Regions from separate parts of the Mus musculus genome. Here region 2 is linked to region 1. A link is a loop called in an ENCODE intact Hi-C map of the cell type or tissue named here. Cell type or tissue: gastrocnemius. All regions are shown on one strand. Links, peaks and the distances in the headings refer to the core of each region. The heading gives the core; the rest is flanking DNA. Region 1 overlaps 1700120C14Rik (RIKEN cDNA 1700120C14 gene). Region 2 has its middle 10 kb from the start of Spats2.

Region 1 (8,363 bases), core at 147-8,146:
ACTCCCTTTAAAGTGAGTTGTGTGACAAAGTTTGCTCCTGTAGCTATTTCAATTTAAAGTACTTGCCTATATAATTACAGAAGAGAAAAGAATGAGATATAAAAAAAATAAAGAATTAAAATATTTAGGACGATATCCTTCCTTTTTAGGTTTTTGGCCGCTTGACCCAAGGTAGAGTTATTTGGGGAGAAGCTCAACTGAGAAAGTGCCTCCATCAGAGTGGCCTTGGGCAGGTCTGTGAGCATTTTCCTGATTCCTGATTGCCATGGGAGGGCCCCACCCTGATTGCCATGGGAGGGCCCCACCCCTCCCCCACCCCTCCCTCACCCCCACCCTGCTTGAACCCCACCCCCACCCCTGCCCACAGTGGGGAAGGGTCATATAGGGCAGATGGCTCTGGGTGTTTGAGAAAACCGGCTAAGCAAGCCATAAAGAGCAAGCCAGGGAGCAGTATTCCTTTACAGCCCCTGTTTCAGTTTCTGCCTCCAGGTTCCTGCTTTGAGTTCCTGCCCGACTTCCCCTGAGGATGGACCTGCGATCCAAATAAATAAATAAATTATCCACCCCAATGTGCTTTATTTATTTATTTATTTATTTATTTATCTATCTTATGTATGTAAAGTATACAGTTGCTGTCTTCAGACACACCAGAAAAGGGCATCAGATCCCATTACAGATGGTTGTGAGCCACCATGTGGTTGCCGGGAATTGAACTCAGGATCTCTAGAAGAGCAGTCAGTGCTCTTAACTGCTGAGCCATCTCTCCAGCCCCTTGATGTGCTTTTGCTCATCATCTTTATCATCACAATAGAAAGCAAATTAAGACAATAGGTTATTTGGATAGTCCAACAACATCCACTGAAAAATTAATACAAATAAGACATGTTTCACTTTATTTATTTATTTAGGCATGTGTTTGTGCGTGTATGTGCACACATGCACATGGAGTCTAACTCGGATCATCAGGCTTGATGCTTTAAGCAAAACAGACATAAGTTAATGCACACTTTAAAAGGTGTAAAGGAAATAAAATATGTGATATTCAATTGAAATAACAAAGCTGACTACATAGTCACAATCTAGATATGAATATGTTAGATCTAGATACTTAACATTAAAAATGCTTGTGAAGGACACCAGGAAGCTCGGACAACTAGGAAGGCACAGTATATCTTGAAGTAGAAAGACTCGCTATCATAAAGATGTCAGCTCTCCATAAATTAATCTATAAATTTAATATGGCCTAATAAAAATACCAATAGACTCCATAACCTGAATGTAAAGTTCACGTGTCAATTTATACCGATTTAAACAGCGGCAACAACAGCAAGCTAGCCAGGAGCGTGCTGAAAGGGAAGGTTAATGAGGGGGAGGAAGCTCTCCCACATAGCACGGTGAACTCCAGAGAATGCCAGTGCGTGCATAAGCGGCTCCATCAAGAGAACAGAATGGTCCAGAAATAGATCCAAGACGTTAAAAAAAAATGTAGTATATTATAAAGATAGCATTGTCTGTCAGCAGGGAAAGGCTAGATTATTCAGTAAGTACTATTGAGACGACTGTGCAGCCACCTGGAAAAAAATAATGCGGCCTCTCTGCTTCACTAAATCACTTCTACAGGAATCAATTGTACTTAAATAAATACAAAAGAGTAGAATTACAAATTTATAACGTCAGAGTGGGGAAAGTATTTCTCACGTGGTACAAGATTTCTCAAAGCGTAGGAAAAGACAAATTCTGTCATCAGAAAAAAATCTATAATTTCTGCAGGGTGAAAGCACACCATAAACAAAGACAAATGGCGAACCAAGGGGGTGCCTGTAGCTCATCCAACAGACAGGAGCTAACTTGCTTTATGTATGCAAAATCCTTTCAAATCGATATGAAAAAGAATAAAACTCCTACAAATGGGTTGCTGACAGAAAAGGAAAGATAAATGGCCCTCAGACATATTAAAAAAAAAAATGCTCAAGTCCCTCATAAGAAAATTGAAATTACATTTAAATATGTCTCACCCATAAACCGGCAACAATTTCAAACGCTTGATGGTGGGTCAAAGGGCAAATTGTCCGTTGCTTGTTGGAATTACAGCTCCGTATGACCTTTGATCCAGCACACCTGAATGTATGGGTGATAAACTATATAGAAAGTTAAAGCATTGGTAGAAAAGGTTTAGAAAACATCCAGTCACTTAACAGCACAGGACCAATCAATTATACAGCGCATCCAAGTAGTGGGTGCCGTACAGCCAGCTGGAAGAAGAGCTGGCATAAAAGCTTTATAGAGTGATTTTAAGAAAAGAGTTGCCAGGTAGTGGTGGCGCACGCCTTTAGTCCCAGCACTCCAGAGGCAGAGGCAGGTGGATTTCTGAGTTCGAGGCCAGCCTGGTCTACAGAGTGAGTTCCAGGACAGCCAGGGTTACACAGAAGAAACCCTGTCTAGAAAAAACCAAAAAAAGAAAGAAAGAAACGCAGGCTTTGGCTGAGGTGGAAACAGGCTTGGTTTGGATGAACTGAGCGAAGGTACCAGCGGCCATCGTCTGACATGTTTGTGTTTGGTTGTGTGTTCGATTTCTCGAACCCACAACGGTGGTTTACAACCATCCATCTATCCAGTTCCAGAGGAGCCAATGCCCTCTTCTGACCTTTGTGGCACTGAGCACACACATGGTACACACACAAACAAACATGCACTGCACACAGGACCATGCACGAAAAACACACAAAAGGTAGCCGGGCGGTGGTGGCACACGCCTTTAATCCCAGCACTTGGGAGACAGAGACAGGTGGATTTCTGAGTTCGAGGCCAGCCTGGTCTACAAAGTGAGTTCCAGGACAGCCAGGGTTATACAGAGAAACCCTGTCTCAAAAAAAAAAAAAAAAAAAAAAACAAAAACAAAAACAAAAAAAAACCCCACAAAATGTAAAATGAACAAACCTAATCCGTAAAATGTTTAAAAGAGAGGGCTGTTTAGTTGTATGTGTGCTGTCCAGGTCCGTGACTCAGGATAGAACTGGAGGTACATGGAGGAATCAGCCTGACAGTTGCAGCCCCAGGGCAAGGCAAGGTCATCCTGGGAGAGTCCTAGCAGTGGGGTGTCCCCCCCCCCCAGGAATGCAGGCAGGAGACAACAGTGGAGGCAGGCCAGGAGTGAGGGGAGACTACAGAGAGAGAGGCAAGGATAACTAGTCTGTCTCTCACTTGGCTGAAAACCTTTGAGGATATAAAATGAGCTTTATTCTTCTTGATGGTTTCCCTGTCTGTCTACCCTTCAGTTAGCACAAGGGTCTGTCTGTCCACCGTTCTCCCTGTGGCAGATCTATCTTTCCCAACTCAACATTGCTTGAAATCCCTCTGAGCCCTGAAGGCCTCTCCTGCCTGGGCCTTACCTCACACCTGAAGGCCGCTCTCCAGCTCTGCGGGCCCAGCACACCTTCCCACCCAGAGAAGACAGAGACATTGCATTTCAGTGTCATGACTAAGAAAATCGTCTCAGCACAACACAGTCAGGAGCCCATTGCTGAATGAGTGGTTGGACAGACAGACGGACGGATGGACAGATGGATAGCTGGAAGGATGCATGGATGGTGAGTTCTCAGGAGCCTAAGAACATTAGTTTTGGTTTTGTAATGTTTCAGAACTTATAGCCACGCCCCTGTGGTTGTGACAAGCTCACCCATCGGAAGTGTTTTGTTCATATTTATGTCCTCAGTGTGTGGTACAACACACGACAACACACAGTAGGTGTTCAGAAAGTGATTAAGCAGTCAGCTGGTAGCTGAATGTGGTCGTGCATCCCTTAATCCCAGCGCTCAGGAGAGCAGAGGCAGGTGGATCACTGAGTTCGAAGCCAGCCTGGTCCACAGAGCAGATTCCAAGCCACCCAGGCCTACCTAGTGAGACCCTGTCTCAAAACAGTAAATACAAGCCGTAATACAAAGTCATTTAATCTAGTCTGCTTTCTAAGCAGAAGCACAGCAGGGGCAAGATGATGGCAGATGCGGCTCAACCGGTCCCGTGGGAGGGAGGAGCAGGCAGTCTATACCTTCAGAAGAACTTGACTTGGTTTCTACTGTGTGCTCAGTCTCCTGAGCAGGATGCCTAGTATTGGGTGCTAAAGGGATATTTGTTGAATGAATGAATGAATGAATGAATGATGGTGTGGCATGTGTTTGATAGCCAGGCAAAGAGGAAGTGGCCCAAGGCTGAAGGAGAGAGGACTGGCCACTGCTAATCATCTGTAGGGTACAGAAGTTCGCCTTTGTGCCTTCACTCTCCCTTTGCTGACCTCGCCCTTCACTGGCAGCCCAGCACCTTCCCAGTTGGAGCCCTGAGGTACACCTTAGGCAGTTCCTAAGCTTCCTGTAATGTCACCCCTCCCCAGGCAGGCCCTTGAGTCTCTTAAACAAGCACTCTGCTGCCTCCTAGTGGCTTCTACAATAAAGGGCCTCTCTTCGGAAGCATGGCAGTGACCGGAGAGGGCAGGCACCTGAATCTTCCTAAATTTCCCAACCTCAAGTTATTGGGAAGCAGCCATAAGCATTCCTCAGCTGAGTCCTGGCTGCTGGGCCAGCTCTCCTCTCCTCCTCTCACTTAGCTTCAAGAGAGCTAAGCACCTTCAATTCCAGTACTCGGAGGGAGAGGCAGAAGAATCAAGACCACCGTGGTGTACTTAGTGAGTCCTAGGCCAGTCAGGGATACATAGTGAGACTCTGTTTCAAAGAAAGGAAGAATAGATGGAAGAATGGATGGAAGGAAGGAAGGGAGGGAGGGAGGAAAGAAGGAAGGACCGACCTGAGCCAACAGGCCAATCTTACGCATGTTGAGGGATATTCAAGTTAGTGACTAGTGTAACATACCCAGTCTTTGCTTTGCCTTCTCCCAACTTTAAGTGATGGCTTTGTGGGTGGTGAGGAGAGCAGCCAGGTCCTCACAGCACGCAGCATGAGAGGAAGTCTGGCACCTGTGGAGAACTAGAGGGCCCGTGCCTCTCAGGAGCTAGCCATTGCTGTGTTCTAGCCAATTGGCTTTGCACCTAACAGCAATCTAAGCTAATAACCCCCAGACCACTTGGTGATCTTGTGAACCTACAAGGCAGGGAAACACCTGGGGCTCAGAAACCAAAGTTTCTGCCAAAGAAAAAAGCTGCTTTCTTTTTTCTTTTCTTTTTTTCTTCTTCTTTTTTTTTTTTTTGTTTTTTTGTTTTTGTTTTTGTTTTTGTTTTTTTTTGTTTTGTTTTGTTTTTTTAAGACAGGATTTCTCTGTGTAGTCTGGCTGTCCTGGAACTCACTCTGTAGACCAGGCTGGCCTCAAACTCAGAAATCCACCTGCCTCTGCCTCCCAAGTGCTGGGATTAAAAGCGTGCGCCACCACCGCCTGGCAGAAAGCTGCTTTCTTATGTTTCTATGGCGCGCACACGTGCACCTCTGTGTGCTTGTATAGTTGACTCTCAAACCCAGGCTTTATACATGCTGGGAAAGCACTTTGCTGTTGAGGTATGCCCAAGCATGCTTGTTTGTTTGTTTGTTTGTTTAGTGGCTGCTTTTAAGATGTTCTTTTGGGCCGGGCGTGGTGGCGCATGCCTTTAATCCCAGCACTCAGGAGAGGCAGGCGGATTTTTGAGTTCGAGGCCAGCCTGGTCTACAGGGCAAGTTCCAGGACAGCCAGGGCTACACAGAGAAACTCTGTCTCGAGGAAAAAAAAAAAAAAGACGTTCTCTTGGGGATGAAGAGATGGCTTGGCAGTTAAGAGTACTGGATGCTCTTGCAGAGGTCCTGGGTTTGAATCCCAACACCCACATGGCAGCTCACAACTATCTGCCACTCTAGTTCCAGGGTATCTGATGCCCTCTTTGGGCCAAACGGCACCAGGCATGCACATCGTTCACAGACATGGATGCTGCAAAGCACATATGTCCAAAGTTAAAATAAACATTTTGTTTAAAATTGCTCTTTTGTCTTTGGCTTCAGGCTTCACTGTGATAATAGGTATGGCTTTCTTTATACTTATCTGCTTAGGTTCTCTGAACTTGAAGTTCATTCTTCTATTATTTGGAAATTCTCATTATCTCTTAGGACATTTCCCCTTCTCTTTCTGGGACTCCACAGTCATGTGATATCACTCCACGTGCCTTCGGTGCTTAGTTTGGGGGCTTGGGTGTTAGAAGGTGCTACATTTGGTTGTTTTCTGTCAGCCCAGCCTCGAGTTCATGGATTTCTCACCACCTTTGGTTTTTGTCTAGATTGCCAATAACCTTGTTGAAGGAATTCTTATAGTTACTTTTTCTGTGTGCTGGGAATTGGAATTAGGGACTTTCAGTGTGCAGGCAAGCATCTACCACTGAGCTGGATTCTCAACCCCATGTTATTTGTGTGTGTGTGTGTGTGTGTGTGTGTGTGTGTATGGGGAGGGGGCGAGAGTGTGTGCTCGAGCCTATGTGAACTGTCCGAGGAATTCAGGAGAAGGTTTGAAGCTGGAGTTACAGGCGTTTGTGACCTTCTTGACAAGGTCCCCAGGCCCTCTGCAAGAGCAGTGCCTACTCTTCACCACTGAGCATCCCCCCAGCCTCTAACTTTCTAATTTCCAGATCCCCATCTTTAATTTCCTTTTCTAGAACTTCCTGCTCTTTATTCAGAGCCCCTTTCACTCATGTGTAATGTCCGCCTTCCCGACAGACCAGACCCTCAGCGCTTTAGCTCCGGCTTCTCCCCGGCCCCGGCTGACGTGCATAGTATCTCAGCCATGCCCACGTCTCTTTTCGAGATGACTTATCAGGAATTCTGCCTAGCCTTAGCCTCCCACAGTAAGTGAGACAGGAAAATATATCTTTCTATCCCTGGCTCTTTGTCTAGGTTATTTCCAAAAGATTCTTGTCCCCCTTTCTTCCAAGTCTCTGCAGTCATGACTGGGGCTAACACAGATCTTTCCCTCGGGTTCTTTCCCACGTTACTTTTGACTCGTCGTCGTCTTGAGCCTCCTGAGGCCATGAACCATGCAAGCAAAGTTATGGCCAATGCTTAATATAGCCCCTTCCATGCCTTCCTTGGCTCCCCTCAGGTTGTGATTTTTGTTTGATCAGATAGGCTAACTCTGTTCTAAAAAAACAAACAAGTCTTGCGTATCAACTCCATTGCTAGAAAACCAACACACGTACACACACACAGGCACATACACACACACACACACAGAGGCACACACACACACATCCCCGCACACAGGCACACACACACACACAGGCACACACACACACACACACACACACACATCCCCGCACACAGGCACACACACACACACACACACGCATGCACACACACATCCCTGCACACAGGCGTGCACACACACACACACATATACACACATACACACACACACACATCCCTGCACACAGGCAGGCACACACACACACACACACACACACACACACACACACACACACACACACATCTAAGAAGCCAGAGCCCTCCATCCTGGTGATTAGCTGCTAAGAACTTTAAGCACCATGACAAGACTGTGAAAAAAATTGTATAAAACCTTTTCAAATGCTATTTCAAGTGCTTATAAAATACCACCTTGTCTTCACTCACTACTGATTTTAATATTCAGAATATGCCCATTGCATTAGTAAAGTTTGTTAGAGTTCATCTCTCTTCCGGATGGGTGCAGAGATGTCACAGTTACACAGGACATAGCTCACTTATAGCTGATTAGCTTCCAAAGCAAGGTTATAAAATTCATTTCAAATATTTGAAACAATATAATTTAATATGAAGGCTTTTATTGTTGTTGTTATTTTGTTTTTTCAAGACAGGATTTCTCTGTGTAGCCCTGGCTGTCCTAGAGTTCTCTCTGTAGACCAGGCTGGCCTTGATCTCAGAGATTCAAATGCCTCTGCCTCCCGAGTGCTGGGATTAAAGGCGTGCGGCACCGTGCCCGGCCCTCACTGTGTCACCAGGCTGTTCTGAGCTCACCATGCTCCTGCCTGCACCTCTGCGGTGCTGGGATTCCAGCCAGAGACCGACTGTGGACGTGTTTTAATGTTGGGTGTGATTGCGATGAGGCTGGAAACTGCTTCTTCCTGCCACAGCCTGTGCTGTCTGCGACCTGCATATGAATGCCAGTGTCCTCCTGACCAGGCATCCTTGCTGGCGCAGGCTATGGTTCAGAGCAAAATCTGATCCTCATAAGAGCCGTAGAGCGAGCTGGGCATCCCCCATGTTCTCCTTTTCTTTCCCGAGTTTTTGTTTTTGTGACAGGGTCTCAGTATGTAGCCCTGGCTATCCTGGAGCTCAGGCTAGCCCTGAACTCATAGAGACCTTTTTTTTTTTTTTTTTTTTTTTTTTTAGATTTATTTATTATTATATGTA
Region 2 (8,363 bases), core at 39-8,038, 150 kb before region 1:
CTTATATCCAAGGCTATGATCTTAAACTTCTGAGCTCCTCAAGTGTTGGTATGACAGACATGCTCTACCATGGCAGATTTATCCAGTTTGTCTTTTGAGACAGGCTCTTACAGCATAGCTCAGGCTGGCATGGAACTTATGTAGCTTGCGATGACCTCAAACGCCTGCCAATCACTCTGCCTCAGTTTCCCAAGTGCCAGGATCACAGTCACGAGCCGCCACGCCTAGCTCTATCGTGGATATTTTTATATAAATGGGATCAGATAATATGTTGCCCTTTGTGAGTGTCGGGCTTCTTTCCTGATTTTCTTGGGGTTCACCAATGTTATCGCATGCATCATCGTATTTCCTTTATATTTAAATAATTCACATCTTAAAGCCATTCAAACATCCTTTTTGAAGAAACCTTTATTTTATACCTGTACATGTAGGTATGCCTATATAGTAAAGAATGCTATGTTTGTCTGTCGACGCTACAATCTCAGATTCATCTACTCTCTTGAGTTATCCCCTTAGAATAAATTCCCATGAGTGAGATTACTAGGTCAAAGGGCACGAACATTTTTACAGCCCTTGTCAATATTGCTCTTAAATCGTGGTGTCCAGAACTAATGCAATTCGCAGCGTGTTCAGACCGAACAGGGTACCGTGGGGGCTATTAAGTTCTCAAGGTCTGGACAATATATCATCCTTTAAATCAAGCAGCGCCAGAATTTATTAGTGTTCCCTCTTCTTTTCTTTCTTCCCCTCTCTCTTTCCCTCTCTCCCCCTTTCTTTGTTTTTTTTTTTTTTTTTTTTTGTTTTTTTTTTTTGGCTCGTATGCCTGTTATTCTTTGAGCTTCTAGCTTGTTTGTTTGTTTTGAGACAGGATCTCATGTATGTAGCTGAGAATGGCTTTGAATTGCTATGCCCACCTCCCAGCGTGGGTCAGGTGGTGCGGAGACTCAAACCCAGGTGCGCTAATGGAGCCTGGGTAGTTAAGCCACGCCCCCTCTCCCGGCACCGCTTGTTAAAGCTGTGTTTGTGACTAATCTGTAATGGTTCTCTTAATTTTTTTTTTCTTTTTTACCTTTATTTTTGTTTTATGTGTATGGGTATTTTGCAGCCATGTTTGTCTGCATAGCACATGCATGCAGTACCCCCACCCCCATCCCCGGAAGGGGCAAGAGGGCAGGGAATTCCTTGGGGCTGGAGTTGCAAAATGGTTGTGAGTTACCCTGTGGATGATGGGAACAAACCCAGATACTTTGGAAGAGCAGCCAGAGCTCTTAACCACTGGGCCATCTTTCCAGCCCCATTTTCTTTTCTTCTTTTATGCTGGGTGGTCCCAAGAAGCTAACCGAGGCTGGGAGATGGCTCAGAGGTTAAGTGGTTCCTTCCAGAGGTCCCAGCAACCACGTGTGGCTCACTACCGTCTATAATGGGATCTGATGCCCTCTTCTGGCATGCAGGTGTACATGCAGATAGAACACTCATACAATTAATTGATTTTAACAAGCTAGCTGAAGGTATCGGTTTTTTGTTTGTTTGTTTGTTTGTTTTTTGTTGTTGTTTTAAATATTTATTTATTATATGTAAGTACACTGCAGCTGTCTTCAGACACCCCAGAAGAGAGCATCAGATTTCGTTACGGATGGTTGTGAGCCACCATGTGGTTGCTGGGATTTGAACTCAGGACCTTTGGAAGTGCTCTTAACCGCTGAGCCATCTCACCAGCCCCAGAAGGTATAGCTTTTTATTTTGCATTCATTCATTATGTTTTGCCTTAGCCAGACTACAGTTTGTCAAAGGGCAAACAAAGCATGGCCCTTTCCACGCCCTTCACTTTTCAAGATAAAAATTTAAATGTGTTGGTATTTATTTACTTTTACTTTTTAATGTGTATGAGTGTTCTGCCTGCACGTATGTCTGTGTAGCACGCATGTACAGTACCCTCAGAGGCAGTTGTGAGCTGCCATGCGGGTCCCGGAAATTGAACCCACAATCCTCTGGAAAACAGTCAGTGCTCCAAACTGCTGAGCCGTCTCTCCACGCCCACTTCTGCCTATGCTTTAAGACGTCTGGAAGTTGCCCCTTTCTTAGGAGGATAATTTCCAGAGTTTGATACACAAACACCTTCTCTCTCTCTCTCTCTCTCTCTCTCTCTCTCTGTGTGTGTGTGTGTGTGTGTGTGTGTGTGTGTGTGTGTGTGTGTGTGTATGTGTGTGTGAAAAGGACGGAGCAATTGTGAAGCCAAATGAGTGTTGTTAAAGACGGGCTCCAGGTCTTTAAAGGGCAGGTCTCAGTCACCCTGTAATTCCCTGGGAGATCTGTCCATTTCATTCTGCTTGGGCTCAGTGGATAAAGGCCCACGTGTGCAGCTTGGTGGCCTGAGTAGAATCCCCAGATTCCCCAAGGTTGGCAAACCACTGAGAGCTGTCCTCTGACCCGGTCTGTGCACCCTGACCTTGTTTTCCCTTTGTTTCAGGCGCCGGTTATCTTCCGAGATCCTTAGGCCACCACAGGGACTGAACCACATTCAGCTCTTTTGTTGGCTGGGTTTAGTTTTGTTTTGCTTTTGCTAAAGTAAAAAATTTATGTGGTGTCCTAGCTGAATGAGATGTCATTTAAGTTTTTTTTTCCCCTTTGTCCCCCTCCCCCACCCCACCTCTCCCCCACCCCATTCTCTTCCTTTGTCTCAAATGTGCATCCAAACTTTATCTGCCCCTCCATTTATTTGTAAAAGGTGATAACTCTAAGCAAGGACTTTGGACTTTGGCAGTTTAAACCGCACATACAAGGTGAAACAGGATAAAATCTCTGTCTTGTCTGGGAGGGTTGAAAAGGAACAATTTTAACCCATTACATTCCAGACCTTCTCAGTTATACTTGAAAACGTGGCTTTTATCTATCGATTTATCTACCTTTTAAAAAGTGTGCGTGTAGCCGGGCGTGGTGGCGCACACCTTTAATCCCAGCACTTGGGAGGCAGAGGCAGGCGGATTTCTGAGTTCGAGGCCAGCCTGGTCTACAGAGTGAGTTCCAGGACAGCCAGGGCTATACAGAGAAACCCTGTCTCCAAAAAAAAAAAAAAAAAAAAAAAAAGTGTGTGTGTGCGTTGGGAACATGAACATGTGAATGCAGGGTGCTCAAGGAGGTCAAAAGAGGATGTTAGATGCCCTGGAGCTGGAGCTACAAGTGGTCACCTGTAGTCACCTGACATGGATACTGGGAACCAATGTGGGCTCTCTGCAAGAGCAGTATAGACTCTTGACCATTATCTTTCTAGCTCTAAACTTATGTGTATGGGACTGGAGAGATGGTTCAGTGGTTAAGAGCAGTGGCTGCTCTCCCAGAGGTCCTGAGATCAAATCCCAGCACTCATATGGTGGTTCACAACCATCTGTAACTGTAGTCCCAGGGGATCCAATGCCCTCTTCTGGTGTGCCGATGTACATGCATATGAATAAATCTTTTTTTAAAAATTGTGTATGTACATGGGGCAGGAGCTAAAGCAAAACTGAGGCTGACAGCAAAGCTGTTCTGGCCTTTGCAGGCACAAGACGCAGACTTAAGGGAAACACCACACACACATTTGAAATAAATAAATAGGGGCTGGGGAGATGGCTCAGTGGTTAAGAGCACTGACTTCTCTTTCAGAGGACCTGGGTTCAATTCCCAGCAACCACATGGTGGCTCACAACCATCTGTAATGGGATCTGATGCCCTCTTCTGGTGTGTCTGAAGAGAATGACAGTGTACTCATATACATGAAATAATAAATTTGCAAATAAATACATAAATAAATGCCTGGTGTTTCACACTTTTAATCCCAGCACTCAGGAGGCAGAGGCAGGCAGATCTCTGAGTTCAAGACCAGCCTGGTTTACAGAGTGAGTTCCAGGACAGCTAGGGAAATTCTGTTTAGAGAAGCAAAAAACAAAGACAAAACTAAAAAGCAACCAAACAAGGGCTTGGAGCAAACGAGGAAGGACTTGGAAACTCAGCGAGTTCTGCTTAGCTGGGCTGCATGCACAGATCTAGGAGTCATCATGGCTCCAGTCACTTCTCCACTTCGGACTTGATGTGGTTTTGTTTTGTTTTTTCTCTCATTCCTTCCTGTGACCCCCACAGCGGTGACCCGCTTAGCTCAGGCACAGAAAGTAGGAACACTCTTGTCTTTTCACCAGGGCAGCATCCGGCTGCTTAAGGCCCTTCAGGCTCCAGTTCTCTGTCAGGCCATTTGCTGCTTCGATGTTCCTATCTTTGCTGACGTCACTGCTCTTTCCTGCAATTCTTTTTCGGTCTGCTAGTCTGACTCTTCCAACGTCTTTTATGACCTGGCTTAAGGGTTATCCCCTCGCTGATTAGTTCGACGTTCAGTAATCTCTCCCCTGCCCTGAATTCCTTTAGACTGTTGTTTAAGCTGTGCTGGTCTCTGGAGTGGTTTCTCACACGCTGCTGTGTAATTGCTCCATCTCAGGTTTACAAGTCTTTCCTTAACGTCATCAAACTCCTTAAGGACAAGAGTTATCTTCTTCCAAAGCAAAGAACAGACCGTTTAATAAATCTGTAGTCTTGGATAAATTATTTAACCGGTTCGAGATTTAGTTTTCTTGTTTCCTACGTGGGGATAATGTGGTCTGCATCACGGGGGTGATGAAACAGTCAGAGGAGAGGATTTGCCGAGAGTGCTTTATGAATTATAAAACACTGTTAGAGCAGCGAGGCAGTATTCTTTGGTACGTAGTCCAATGGGCCTCAGATTTATGATCTTCCACCTTAACCTCTCAGGTGCTGAAATTATATGTGGCCTCCACCATGGTTGGCTATGTTTATTTTGAATCATATATATTATTATTACCATTGTGTGCCCGTGTGGTGTGTGTGTGATGATAATGCTGATGATGGTGTATGTGTGCAGATCTGTGTATGTGCGTGTGCACAGACACATACGTGCTACAATGCACATAGAGAGGTTATAGACCAGCATTCAGGTGATGGGACTCCCTTCTTACCGAGTCTTCCAGGGATCGAACTCAAATCACCAGGTTTCACCCCCCACCCCCAAAGATTTACTTATTGTATATATGTGAGTACACTGTCGCTATTTTCAGACACACCAGAAGAGGGCATCAGATCCCATTACAGATGGTTGTGAGCCACCATGTGGTTGTGGAAATTGAACTCAGGACCTCTGGAAGAGCAGTCAGTGCTCTTAGCCGCTGAGCCATCTCTCCAGCCCCTATCACCAGGCTTTTAAGACAATCTCTTTAATACACTCAGCCATGGTCCTGGCCGTGCCCAAATAATTCTTGGAAAAAAGTAAATTACGACAGAGTGCAGAAATGAAAGAGCCTCCCGACAGTGGTGGCTCACGCCTTTAATCCCAGCACTTGGGTGGCAGAGGCAGGAAGATTTCTGAGTTCGAGGCCAGCCTGGTCTACAGAGTGAGTTCCAGGACAGCCAAAGCTACACAGAGAAACCCTGTCTCGAAAAACAAGACAAAACAAAACAAAACAACAAACAAACAAACAAACAAAAAGAAATGAAAGAGCATGCTAAGGTTTTAGGTTAGCCGTTACCATTGAAGTGTTGTATTACAAAAGTATTGGCGATGTCAGAATCAAAACCCAGGTCACAGCAAAGCAGCATTACGTCATCCCTCACAGAGGGACAAATTCACTAAAGGTTACGTCGACGGTGTTTGCTTGCTTGCTTGTTTGTTTGTTTGCAGTGCTGGAGATTAAACCCAGGGCCTATAGCATGCTGGGCAATGAAGGTCTATACCCAGCTCTGCTCTTTTGTTTTCTGATACAGGATTTTGCCACATAGGCCACATTACCCTTGAACTTGAGCATCCAGCCTCAGCCTCCCAGGTATTGGAACCACAGCTGTGCTCTGGTTTGCCAGGCTTGGATCTCAGCTCTGTTATCTGCAACGTGGTAAAGGCGAAGCCAGTTGAGCTCCTTAAATAGACTATCGATCCAGAGGACCTGGGTTCAGTCCCCAGCTCCCACACGGTGGCTCACAATCTCTGTAATTCCAGCTCCAGACGATCCAACACCCTTTTCTGGTCTCTGTGAGCACTGCATGTATGTTATGTGAGGTACAGACGTACAGACATGCATGCAAAACCACCTACATATATAAAAGAAAGTAAATATTTAAAAAATGTTGGAGCTGACTGGGGTGGTATATTGCTTTCCTCCCAGCATTTAAAAGGGAGAGGCAGGTGACTCTCTCTCTCTAAATATTTATTTATTTGTTTATTTGTTTGTTTGTTTGTTTATATATGAGTATGCTGTACTTCAGACACATCAGATCTCATTACAGATGGTTGTGAGCCACCATGAGGGCATGGGGAATTGAACTCAGGACCTCTGGAAGAGCAGCTGGTGCTCTTAATTGCTGAGCCACCTCTCCAGCCCTGAAACTATCTTTTAAGACTCCATTTGGACTGCCACCATAATGTTTGGAGGTAGAATAACAGACTGTAGAGATGTCTCACTTGGTAACACTCTTACCTTGTAAGCAAGAAGAGTTGAGTTTGATCCCTAGGCCATAGTGAAAAGCTGGGCGTTGTGGTCCACTTTGCGGTTCCACTGCTGGGGAGCTGGAGATCAATGGGTCTCTTGGGCTCACTGGCCAGTCAGCTTAGCGTACTTAGTGCATTCCAAGCCACTGAAAGACTGGCTTAGAGACAAAGTTTGGAGCTGAGATAAAAGGATGGACCATGTAGACACTACCATATCCGGGGATCCATCCCATAATCAGCTTCCAAATGCTGACACCATTGCATACACTAGCAAGATTATGCTGAAAGGACCCTGATATAGCTGTCTCTTGTCAGAGTATGCCTGGGCCTAGCAAGCATAGAAGTGGATGCTCACAGTCGGCTATTGGATGGATCACATGGCCCCCAATGAAGGAGCTAGAGAAAGTACCAAAGAAGCTAAAGGGATCTGCAACACTATAGGTGGAACAACATTATGAACTAACCAGTACCCCGGAGCTCTTGACTCTAGCTGCATATGCATCAAAAGATGGCCTAGTCGGCCATCACTGGAAAGAGAGGCCCATTGGACACGCAAACTTTATATGCCCCAGTACAGGGGAACGCCAGGGCCATAAAAGGGGAGTGGGTGGGTAGGGGAGAGGGGGTGGGTGGCTATGGGGGACTTTTGGTATAGCATTGCAAATGTAAATGAGCGAAATACCTAATAAAAAATGGAAAAAAAAAAAAAAAAAAAAGACTGGCTTAAAAAAACAAAGTTAGAGCTGGGCAGAGGTGGCGCATGTCTTTAATCCCAGCACTTGGGAGGTAGAGGCAGGAGGATTTCTGAGTCCAAGGCCAGCCTGGTCTACTGAGTGAGCTCCAGGACAGCCAGGGCTACACAGGGAAGCCCTGTCTTGAAAAACCAAACAAAAACAACAACAACAACAACAACAACAACAACAACAACAACAGCAAACCAAAGTTAGGTTGAGAAACGGCTCAGTAGTTAAGAGCACTGGCTGCTCTTCCAAAGGACCCAGGTTCAATTCCCAGCACCCACATGGCAGCTCACAATGTCTGTAACTCTAGTTCCAGGGATCATCTCCTGGCCTCCATGAACATCAGATACCAGAGAGGTGGGTGCCCAGACATACACATAGGCAAAAAACCCATACACACTAAAGAAGAAGAAGAAGAAGAAGAAGAAGAAGAAGAAGAAGAAGAAGAGGAGGAGGAGGAGGAGGAGGAGGAGGAGGAGGAGGAGGAGGAGGAGGAGGAGGAGGAGGAGGAGGAGGAGGAGGAGTGTGGGACATTGGGCTGTGCACAGACAGCCTGGTTTCCAGTTGAGGCTAGATGTTGAACTCCGGGACCCGGTGGTGATAATTCACCTACATGGGACAGAAGGAGTTCTCTCATGTCTCCTGGAACCCTGGCTTCTGTCGAAGTTACCGCCCCCACAGCCCCCACCACCCCCACAAGAGAAGCATGGCTAGTAGTCACATAGGCAATGTCCCAAGCTTCTGACCTTCAGGCTAGACTCCTCCCCAGTTACCTAGCAACAGAAAAGATAGCAGCATACTTTAAGAGGGGGCTGTTTGGCCCCTCCTTGCTCTCTCACTCCTCTTGCTCTCTTGCTCTTATTCCCCTTCCCTCCCCTCCCCTCCCCTCCCCTCTCCTCTCCTCTCCTCTCCCCTCCTCTCCTCTCCTCTCCCTCTCTCCCTCTCTTCCTCTCTTCCTCTCTCTCCCTCTTCTTCTCTAGCCTTTCTTCTCTCTCTCCCTTTCCCCTTTGTCTCCTCTTGGCCATGGCTGCTCTCTCTCTCTCTCTCTCTCTCTCTCTCTCTCTTTCCACCTTCTCTCTTTCCCTGCCTTTCTATAATAAAGCTCT

What was found. Hi-C counts contacts between places; a loop is a spot of excess contacts. Peaks named below come from ENCODE experiments on the same cell type or tissue, not always from the same donor. Only the 100,000 strongest peaks of a DNase experiment are listed, where the experiment ranks them.
Region 2: a loop joins it to region 1, with 14 times the contacts of the local background. A loop is called at or near these places in 1 of 42 quality-filtered maps.

The regions. Positions count from the first base shown.
Region 1 is chr15:99,261,476-99,269,838 of GRCm38, forward strand. It overlaps 1700120C14Rik (RIKEN cDNA 1700120C14 gene), which reads left to right. Exons shown (of 3, transcript NR_045627.2): 2 at 150-233; 3 at 477-566. Among named protein-coding and RNA genes, the nearest start is that of Gm25999, 11 kb to the left of the region's middle. In gastrocnemius, for the core only: no CTCF peak of the experiment used is centred there; a DNase peak (open chromatin) is centred at 4,407.
Region 2 is chr15:99,112,473-99,120,835 of GRCm38, forward strand. No RefSeq gene overlaps it. Among named protein-coding and RNA genes, the nearest start is that of Spats2, 10 kb to the right of the region's middle. In gastrocnemius, for the core only: CTCF peaks have their summits at 1,454 (motif pointing left) and 4,987; no DNase peak of the experiment used is centred there.